Linked DNA regions of Mus musculus: region 2 is linked to region 1. A link is a contact called in ENCODE Hi-C or POLR2A ChIA-PET data. All regions are on one chromosome and are shown on one strand. Each heading gives the region's core, a stretch centred on a gene start or an enhancer-like site at or near the end of the contact. The rest is flanking DNA. Distances are from core to core; before and after follow the strand shown.

Evidence for each region. Hi-C counts contacts between places; a loop is a spot of excess contacts on that map. ChIA-PET counts read pairs that join two places held with the same protein, here RNA polymerase II (POLR2A).
Region 2: a loop to region 1 is called in a map of heart, with 1.9 times the contacts of the local background. The contact joins the enhancer-like site here to the promoter of Rnf144b in region 1. A Hi-C loop is called at or near these places in 1 of 37 maps with a recorded cell type or tissue (heart). POLR2A ChIA-PET finds 5 or more read pairs at or near these places in 2 of 5 experiments (Patski and embryonic stem cell).

Annotation. Positions count from the first base shown.
Region 1 is chr13:47,190,759-47,196,231 of GRCm38, reverse strand. It overlaps Rnf144b (ring finger protein 144B), which reads right to left and starts at 2,229. Exons shown (of 8, transcript NM_001170643.1): 1 at 2,112-2,229.
Region 2 is chr13:47,241,754-47,247,226 of GRCm38, reverse strand. Rnf144b (ring finger protein 144B) reads right to left here. Exons shown (of 8, transcript NM_001170643.1): 7 at 4,274-4,363; 8 at 1-2,866. The coding sequence ends at 2,726. Among named protein-coding and RNA genes, the nearest start is that of Gm52039, 6.9 kb to the right of the region's middle. Within about 2 kb of position 2,306, at least 3 of the 3 ENCODE cell types and tissues checked have a DNase peak (open chromatin) inside an H3K27ac peak, as active enhancers do; they include heart, where a contact is called at or near this core.

The DNA.
Region 1 (5,473 bases), core at 980-3,479:
GGGAGCGCGATGCCACACCAAAAAGAGCCAGGGGAGGCGCAGAAGGCTAGACTAGCATCAACTTCGGAGAAACAATTCCCAGTGTGTCTAAATGATCCCAGGCTTCTGGAATATTGAAACAATTTTTCCAGAAAGAAATTTCAAATGCACAATTTTTTTTTTGGTCCTGATTAAAAGTATTCACACTGTTGAAAACAAAGATATTTTCCAGGAGGCTAAATAAATCATCTTGCTGGGTAGATAAAGTTTTTTCATTCTTTCTTTTTTTTTCTTTCTAGAGAGAGCATACTTTCCATTTTGCTTGTACAATTTGGCCAAAATAAATAAATAAATAAACAAACTGGGTTCATAATCTAAGATCCTAAAACTGATGATTTAAAGACATGTCTTACACTGACCTAGTTTAGAAATCTGGATGGAAAAAAAAAAAAAAAAAAAAAAAAAAAAACCCTGCCAGTGCACTGGGACCATTCATGAGAATGGGGCTTTTGAACGCTGAGAATATTCGTCGGGGCTCAGCACAAAGATATTTGGCATCCATGACTGTAAATATTTGTAAAACCCTGGGTAAATGGTCAGTGTTTGACCACACTCAAGCCTGCCTTCCAGCGCCATAGTGGAGGCTGGAGTTATCTAGGGGGATGGCCCAGGAGATGTTAGCTTAGGTTTTCTCTTACTGTTTATTTTCAATTAAAAAAAAAAATCCAAGCACTTGGATTCTGTGACTTGACATCTTTTTCCCGTTCCCTGCGCACGTTAATCTTGCGGTTCTTCATTCTGGATGAGTGAAGGCTCTTAGAAGGTACTTCAGAAACAGAACTAACTCATTCCCCACCTCCCACCCTTCCCTCCTCCCTCCCTTTCTCCCTCCTTCCACTACTTCCAACTTGATGCCCACTGCAAAGCAGAAAATGCTAACCGCGGTGCCCAAGGGCAGGCTGTGGGGTGGAGAAACTGGTAGCTTTGCACTTCATTACACAGCTATCTCCAAGTGGGTTTGTGGGTCTGCTTTAGATTTCTTTCCCTTTTTTTTCTCCCTCTCTTTCAGTTCAAGGTAGTTTCGGAAACACTTAAGGGTATGATGCCCATGAGGAAAAGGAGTGAGGTTTACAAAGAGCCAGTGAGGAGGAGGAGGGACCCAGCGAGGGATCATCTGTGAATGGAAGCAGAGAGCTAGAGACTCACCTCAGGGGAAGCTGCGGCAGATACTTTAACTGCCAACAGCCCCGTGAAGGCTGGCTGGGCTCCTTTTGCCTCTTGCCCACACCCTAAAAACTGAGTCATCTCAAAGTTCATTTATTTTGCTTCTGGGCAGAGACACCCCTCAGCCGCTGCTTCAGAAATGCTGAGGACCATGTCCTTCAGGCCATACCTCCTGCGCTAAAACCGACAGAAGTGCCTAGCCAGAAGCCCCGTGGTAAGGGTTCCAGCTCGGGTTTTGATAAGGTCGCTGGGGCTGAAAGTGCGAAGAAAGAAACCAGTGGAAACATACAGAGAACTGTCTTCTGAGAATTCGGCAAGGGGTGTGTGTGTAAGATTAACAGCAGAATCCCCGGAAAGGGCCCTGGGAGGAGCTCGCCAAGATACCCTTCCTGGGTGAAAAAACGGGATCAGTTTCATTCTAACATCAACTTGAAAACAGGGCAGAGCCTCTCTCTCTCTTATCAGCAATTACCTGATAAAAAATAATCACCATAACGTATAGCCCAGAATCCACGGTTAACGTAACGTATTATTCATAGCTTTGTGTGTCAACATACTACTGTGCATTTCCAAATAACAGAAGGTAGACAGCCAACTGTCTCTCCCGGAGACACACCAGAGGACTGATCCGATATGCAGTTTATGATAAGGTCTATAGAGATCACTCTATTAGAAAGTAAACTGATTTGTTTCGACCTTTTCAAAAGCACTTATTTTAAAAATAAATAAAGTTAACAGGTGTTTGAAGCATTGGAATGCATGCAGTTCTGCATGGCTTAAGCCCTGGAAATAGAATTTAGCCATAACCACCGGGTAGCCTCGGTCCCGTCCCTCTCCGTATTTTAGCTAGCAGCCTTCTTGGCTTGCAGCGCCTGTATCCTGCGCACTAGCACCCCTTCTAGACCTACCTGGCTGGAGCTGAAGTCCTCAGGCTGCTTGGCGTCTCTCTAGCAGGTCCAGCCTGGGCCAGCCGGGGCAGCGGGCACACCGCGGAGGAAGGGCTCTCTCATTCTCTTCCCTCTCCCTGAGTGCTCCGCCCGGCTGACAGCTTTACACTTTTGCAGGATTGCCACAGGACTCCACGCCCAGACCTACAGCTCGGGAAGAGGAGGAGTCCCTCTCCGCCTCCTTGTCTTGACAGGCAGGAACCTTGCAGAACCAGCCAGCAGCTCGGGGCGCGCAGCAGCCAGAGCGTTTATTTATACAGGAAGCTCGGCGCCGCACTTCCTACTTCCCATCTGGGTCGCACTTCGACTGCAGGTGATGGCCTTAACCCTGTCCGATCCCATGCAGGCAGAGCGCAGAGCAGTGGCTCTCAGGTCGGGGACCTGGCGTTGCCCCAGGAATCCTGCGCCGGGTGTGAGCAGCACCCCCCACTGCGCTTCCTCCTGCTCACCCGCAAGCTTCACCTTGCTTGGCCTGCAGCTCTTGCAGTCTCTGTGTGTCTTCACAGGCCACCTTTCCTCTTCTTCTTTTAACAGCCCTTGACTTGCCTGCTCACCTCCCTCAAACCCTTCCTACCCCCACCACCATCACCCTCCGCGCGACCCACCTCAACTCAAGTGTGTACTTTAGCTGTCCAAGTGCATCTGATGTGGGCAAATCAAGTTAGAAGCCTTAGTATACTTACAGTGATTTCACTTCAAGTGCTTTGTCAATAAAAGACGTGAGAAGCACATGTAAGGTAACTAGTTATATTTTCACTTAATGGAAATCCAACAGCTATTCCAGAAAACAGGAGTAGCAAGCCGCCATGACAGCGGATGCTTAATTATTACTGTGTTTTTAATAAATGGCAAACCCTCACTCTCACTGCCAGCCCCTACAGGTCACAAGAACAAGCCCAAACCTGTTGAACATTGCAGTTTTGAAAGATCTCTGGCACAGGGATTTTTCTGTGGGCTTTCTGCAACCTTCCTTTCCTTTAGCAGCTAAGGTCAGGATGTACTTCCTGAAGGGAATGGGGCTCACAGATGCTTCCTGGGACAGGTAAACGGGTGCTGTAAGGAAGCAGTCCACCTCTCAGCTGCTGGGAAAGCCCAGTTCAGAACACCGTGCGCATGCGCATGCCCCTATATGTAAAGCTAGAGGGGAAGAGAGGGACTGCAGACAGTAGAATACACAATAGGGACCTAAAGGTCTGAGTGGTACTTGCCTTTAATCCCAGCACTCAGGGAGGCAGATCTCTGAATTCGAGGCCAACCTGATCTACAGGGTGAATTCTAAGACAGCCAGGGCTACACAAAGAAAGCCTATCTTGAAAAACAAAACACAAAAAAAGGAACCTAAAATCATACAACCAGAAGACATTTGAGCTTGCAAAGTCCTAGTTATTTTAACCCAAACAAATGAGTTTAAAGAGGGTATTTAGGGGCTGGGCGAGACCACACCTGTGATAGGATCAAAATTGGTTTAGTGAGAAAAATATGTATTAGCAAAAAGTGAGGAGGATGAAGAGCTAACTTCAGATTGAATGGGACTTAGGGTCCCAAGTAACCTACCCCCCAGAAAGATTCTTGGTGCTGTAACCATTCCTGATGGAGGAGAGACAGGGAAGATAAACAGAGCGCCTCCTAACAGACCAGCTCATGCCTCAGTGTTGATACCAATCTTCTGAGCCTCAAGCCAAAGTTCAACACAGAGTCCACTTTTTACATCACCCTGCAATTAAGGTGTGGGCTCTTATCAGCCGGATAAGGGGAGAAGCCACAGCCAATATGAAAGAAAATACAGGCCAGGCACAATCATGCTGCTTTTTGGACACAGAGAACTGAACCACATCAAAGTGGATGTAAATTTATAAAAAAGAAAGAAAGAAAGAAAGAAAGAAAGAAAGAAAGAAAGAAAGAAAGAAAGAGAGAGAGAGAGAGAGAGAGAAAAAAGAAAAGAAAAGAAAAGAAAAGAAAAGAAAAGAAAAGAAAAAGAAAAAGAAAAAGAAAAAGAGAGAAAGAAGCCGGGTGGTGGAGCACGCCTTTAATCCCAGCACTCAGGAGGCAAAGGCAGGCAGATTTCTGAGTTTGAGGCCAGCCTGGTCTACAAAGTGAGTTCCAGGACAGCCAGGGCTATAAAGAGAAACCCTGTCTCAACAAACCAAAAGAGAGAGAGAGAGAGAAAGAGAGAGAGAGAGAGAGAGAGAGAGAGAGAGAGAGAGAGAGAGAGAGAGAGAGAAGGAAGGAAGGAAATAAAGAGAGAAAGAAAAAAAATGCAGTCAAGATTCAATGCTAAATAAGCTGAAAGTTATACCAATAGGCAAGTGACTCTTTCAGATTGGCCTAAGGAGTCTACAGATGGATATTCAGACCCTCCAGTATCTATTGATCTCTCTGACAGGCTGCCTAGGGGCTAGGAAGATAAGGCTGAGCCAGAGCTCTCAACCCCAGGGGAGAGTGGGACAATCAAACCCTTTAGTAGGACACTGAGACCATATGCCATTCTTGAAGACCAGGTGCTGTGGTAACACAGGGAAAAGTCAGCTCACCAAAGGAAGGAAGGCAAGACAATCAAGGAGTATTTATTTTGGATCATGGTTTCAATCTGGGTCTTCAAGCATCTTAGAAGGGGATCATGGAGAGGGCTGAGCCAGGCAGGGTGATGGCTAAGGACATGGCCTTAGACATAGACTTGAGATTTTAGAGATGCTTCTGTAAGGTAGACGGAGCTGCTGTGTTTAGGACTCAAAGGAAAGCTAAGGTGCAAATGGAAAAGAGACTTCAGAAACAGAATTGATGGAATTCGGCATCTATTTGGATGCAAGGCATGAGAGGCAGCAGGGATCAGGCTGCTGGTGTAGCTGGGGGTTAAGAGGAGAAGTGGAAGCTTCAGTCCCGCAGAATCTCACAATCCTCTAGGCTGAGAACAAGGAACATCTAGTAGGACTGACTGAGTAGAAAGCCGCTCAGGAACTGTGCTCATTGAGGCAGTCGCTACAGCTGAAATTACCATCCATAGAGATGGCTCAGTCAGTTTGAATGCTCTTCCAGAGGTCCTGCGTTCAATTTCCAGCAACCACGTGGTGATTCACAACCATCTGTAATGGGATCTGATGCCCTCTTCTGGTGTGTCTGAAGACAGATACAGTGTACTTATAGACATACAATAAAAAGAAGAAGAAGAAGAAGAAGAAGAAGAAGAAGAAGAAGAAGAAGAAGAAGAAGAAGAAGAAGAAGAAGAAGAAGGAAGAAGAAGAAGAAGAAGAAGAAGAAGAAGAAGAAGAAGAAGAAGAAGGAAGAAGAAGAAGAAGAAGAAGAAGGAAGAAGAAGAAGAAGAAGAA
Region 2 (5,473 bases), core at 1,057-3,556, 51 kb before region 1:
GTAAGTAAAGCCGTCAGGGGCTAATTACCCAAAACGAGGACACCAGGACACCGGCCTTTCCCGGCACAGTTGCCACCTTGTATCTTTGTAAACAAAGTCAGTTGGGCTGGTATTGCGCCCTGCGATGAGCCAGAGCTACAGACACTTGGGTTCCATCTACCAAAGTAGATTCTGACACACTCTCTCACACACATTTTGCTATATGATGAAAAAGACACCATTATTCAGGCACTTTGCAACATTAAAAAAAAAATCCAGTTATGTAAAATCAGTTTGACAAACAACCCCCCCCCCCACCCGCCGCCCCAAGCTGAAAAATAAATTCAAAACAAATGCTTTTATAAAAAATCTCTGAGAAGGCGATTTCCCTCAGTTTCGCCGGGGAAATCGCCCAGGCATTTGCCTCCGTCTTTACTCTAAATCCACTCACAGCAGCTTCTACTTCGGAGATAACAGCATTTCAGGTTACATGAAATCGGCCCCACTTAGAACCAGGCAGGCCTGGAAAATTTACTGAGGGTGGTGCTTGGTGTCACTGTTGACATCCGTGCAGAGAAATCCAATTTCAGTTGAGCTCCTGTAATCCCCTGAGCTGTGACAAATGCCCCTCGCCTCAAGGGAGGAAGGTGACTATGTGTGCAGGTCCGCCACTCAGATGTCATTTATATTCAGACTAATATGAAATACCCTTTCAAAAGAGAGGTTTGTTTTTCCTGCTGTAACTGAAGACATTCACCAGAAGACGGAGCCACTTTATATGGAAGATTTTCTAATAAATGATTGAAAGGATTTGGGCTGGTTGCCATTCAGAAGTTTTCTAGAGTTCTATGTTTTATACAAACTGTGACTAAAAAAAGCACGTGGCCAGGGAATGTTCTGTACAGACATCAGATGCTAATGTACACATGTGATCCCCTGAATATATACATGCCCACTTAGGATACATTCCACCGCACATGTGATCCCCTGAATACATACATGCCCACTTAGGATACATTCCACCGCACATGTGATCCCTTGCATATAGACATCTCCACTTAGGGATACATTGCACTGCAGAGGCAAGGCTGATGATAACAGGTCTTTGATAACAGATCTAAAATAGCAGCAGTTTAACAATCTAGTCACCTAGTTACCGGGGGAAACAGAACAGGCCCTGAATACTCTCCCCGGCTTCCAGGAGAGGTCTCTGTTAACGTGGAACACACACAGTTCTTATGAAGCACCGGGCTGCTTTGCTAATGGCAACTGTATACTGCTAGAGGAAAAATATGCTCATCTTTTCAAAACCTATTTGCTGATTAATTGTATAACAGGCAGGATGTATCACACTGAGGTGACACAAATCCCAGCAACTGAAGACACCTGAACTGTTTCCATCCGATTGCTTGTTGTCACACGAAATTCTTGAGAGCACAGAAAGTACTCAGATTGTCTGGACAGCTCCTGGGAGACCAAGACTAAATTAGGCTGAGTGAAGAGCTGCTCTACATTGTGTCTGAAAGTATGTAAATAACCTGAATATCACTTTACAGAGGCATAAAACCGCACTAGGGGTTGTTGTAAAAGACTTTTGAGTCTACCCTCTTGAGTAAGTTAGGAACTTTATAACAAAAATTCACATGTGTACTAAGTAAATAAAACCAACCCCCCCCAAAAAAAAACCCCTCTTATGCTGATAAATATATCATTTTAGTCCTAGAAAGGGAAAAGGTCTTTTAAAATAATCTTATTTTGTGTTATCCATTAAATATCTACACATGTGCCCAGCTGGAGTCACATGGGCTCTATATGTGTGAATGGACTACAGTGTCTACTGTTGATGCACACTGTCTGGTCCAACTCCTGATCTGTTGGGAATATGACCACAGAGCCCAAGAAAGGACCCTGCTGTCTACAAGGAAAGCTTTGGAGCTTTCCCCTTTCATCCCGTAGAAAACGCTTTTTAGAGACCACAGCTGCTGGCTGACTGTGAGCGGTGAACACTGGTTCACCTTAGAAGAATAACATCTGCCAAACAACAGACACTGAATGAGGCCATGTTGCCTTACAAGTTACAACCTCTTCCTGGGAAGGGACAACTCCCTCTGAACGGCAGTTTCTCCTGCCTGGAGATGAGATCACACGGGGAGAGAGCTGCTATGTTTCTGCCAAGTCACTGTGGAAACGCTAAGAAGTGCACACGCGGTAGCCAGCATAGGCATGCCAGTCAGTGTGTCAGCTCCTGAGATAAGCAGCGGCTCCACTGCTCACAGAACGTGTTATTATGCAGTATCATCCTTCCCTCCGGCTCTGGGCCTCTGCCATGTGTCTTGTGGCAGTGGAACCAACACAGACGTTTGCTCAGTTTGCAATGCTGCCAAGTGCGGCAATACCGCCATGACTACAGTGAGTATTCACCCAGGCTCCTTGGTTTGGATGGAAGATGAGCAGCCTGGTGGGATCCTTTGGAGGGTAAGATGGTGATGTTTTAGAGTCTCCCAGGCTAAAGCAAAGTTCCCAACCTGCTCCACAGACACAGTCCGGACTGTGGGGCTGCTTCTTGATACACAGGCACACTCATGCCCCGGTGCGTGGCCTTTTCCAACACCGAATGCTTTCAGGTAGGTTCAAAGTCTGGGCAGAGGCACTTCCAAAGTTTGGCAAGGAGAAGGAGGCAAGGCTGCTAAGTGGGGCTTTTACCAATGTGCTGTCTCATGTGACCCGGATGTCTGCGCAGGTGACTTTAGGTTGTGGATGGATCATGCTTTTTCTTCTTGCCGCGACAGGACTTGCAGACACAGCAGATTATACAGGGAGAGGCCAGGAGCAGCAAGGGTGAGGTCACCAAGGCAATGACACCTAATCCCACAAGGATCCCCACTACCTGGAAATTGAAGAGAAAACCCTATGTCAGCAGGTATGTCATCTGAGATGTATACATTCCCCCAAGTGTAACAACAGCCTCTACAGTCTGGATGCTGTGCCCACCCTGCCATGCCTGTCGAAACCCTAATACTCAGTGCGATGGCACTTGGAGTGGGGAGCCCTGGGTGACACTGTGAGACCCTGGTGACACTTGGGAGCCCAAGAGCTTGCCTCCATTCTTAGCTTTCTAGCATGGGAGAACACGGTGAGAAAGCTGTCATCTATGAACTGGGAAGAATGCTGTGAGTGTAACCTTCACGGCCAACTGTTCTGGATTCAGAGTCATCTAAGAGGCACACCTCTGCGTGGAGGGGGACATTTCCAGGCAGGGCTAACTGGGGAGGGAAGACTCGTGATGATGTTCCATAAGCTGGGCATTGGACTGACTGAATAACAAAATTTTAAAAAGAAGAAAGGCAGACCAATGCTATCCTATCCTCTCTCCCTGACTCCTGTTCTGCTGAGACATGAGGAGTCCCGACCTCAAGTTCCTACCACCATGAACTCTGCCATGCCCTCGCGGTCAGGACAGACTGTATCCCTTCAAACCATGAGCCAAATTATGCCCCTGCTTCTCTAAGTCCTGAGACAAGCAACCAACACAAGGACCCATTCGCAGACCCTGCCCACGCTGATACCTGGTCCTCAGACTGCCAGCAGCCAGGACAAGGATGAATCATCTCAGCTGTTTCAGTCACCCAGGCTATGATAATCTGTTAGGTGAATGGCTAGGATACTGTCTCAGGCAATTTTAGCAATGACATCGCTGGACACAAACTACAAAGGACTACATCGAGGGTGAGAGCAAACCAAATGTTAACACAAGCTGAACCATAAACTCTAAACTCTGAGCTGTGGCTGTTGGCTCGTTCTCTATTGGGGCTTCCTCAACAGTCTCACAGGGGCATTAATAATGATCATCGTTAGGATGTGAGCATTGGTTTCTTCAAAGGAAGCGTAGCCTTTGATAAACACAAAACACTATTAAAAAACAAACCACGATTCTCTTTGAACCTGCCACATAAACACACAATGGCATGTACTGAGGGATCTGAGGCCCTGCAGGAGCCCACAGCATTGGAGACTCTGCTTTGATGCTTAATATGCTCTAACTGCTTGTAGGAAACTCCTCCCATGTTTTGCAAGAGCAAAGAACAGGGGTATGTTCTTTGGCTGGTCACCCTAACGTTCTGCTCTCTGGTGCCTCTGTCCCTCAACAATTGTGCTCTTGACTTAACTTCAGGCCACAGCTCCATTGTTCTCTCTCTCCTCCTCCTCCTCCCAGAACCTCCCAGGAGGGCATGGGAAAGCAAGGAAAGCCATCCCAAGTCCAATGAATCTCACGTTCCCTTAAGGTGGAGCCTACCTGTGTTCGGTTCCACATTACCGATGCCCTCGAGTGGCCGAGCTTATTCCTGCATGGCCCTTTGTCATAGTGCCTGAGGAATATGTCATTCTGAAAAACAAAGAGAGGAGTTTCAGTCATCACACAATGTAGGGTGGAGAGGTGAGCATCAAGTGTGCAGTTCGCCTGATGCTATCAGTGACTTCCTCTAGGAATCCTGACAGGGGCAAAAGAACAAGGAATGACCTGCTCCACCATCTCAGGCAGGTAAGGGACGGTGAGCTCCGGCAGAGGTGTGCAATGGAATGGGAGAACCATAAGTCAGGAGCAAGCCTGGTGTGACCAATGCCAGCGACTGACAGGGGAAGCCAGTCACGAGGTAGAAAGAGAGTAATACACTAAATGAGGAAGCAGGAACAGGAATTATAGGAAAACTACTGAGGAGAAAGAAAAGAAATAACCCAGAGATGGACTTGTGGGTAAAGATGGACGTGCTGAACTTGACATCCAAACAACACACCCAGAGGCAGATCATTACTTATACCTGGTCTTCGAAGGAGGGGCCTGAATATCAGTTTACATAAAATGGGGGTGGGGCGAGTATCACAGAACTGAATAAGCTTGTGTAGAAGAAAAGTGGACTGAGGAGCAGATTTGTTCAGGGAAGACACGAACAGACAAGGAGTCTGGAAAAGACACTGAGGGACAGCCAGAAAGGTGAGGTCAGAGGAGCTAGGAGAAATGGCAGCTGGCCAAGATATCAAAATCTTGGGATATTGGGAAGTATACGGTCAGGATATGGCCGCATGGTCACTTGAGTGCCCAGTGCTAACTGGAGGAAGGCGGATATCAACAGCGAGAGGCAACTGGGTTCAATGGAAGCTTGGCTTGTGAAGAAGAGGGAGAGTAATCAGGGAGAGGACGACTGGTCAGCTTGAGAAGAGACCGGCTCCACCTGGAAACAGCACACGACAGACAGAACGAAATGGCAAAGGCGTACAAGAGAAGTTGAGATCACACGGAAGAGAGAAGACAACTGAAGGTGACAAGTCCCTGAGGCTCCATCTTGGCCTCTGACACTGCATGGCTGAACATGAAGCCAGGCGCAAACACAATGCCCAGCACACTCAGTCTCCGTTTGGGGCTGTCTCAGGCTTGGGCTTTAGAAAAACAATCCCCCTTTCTCTGTCCCAGGTTCTCAACCTTCCTACAAACACATCA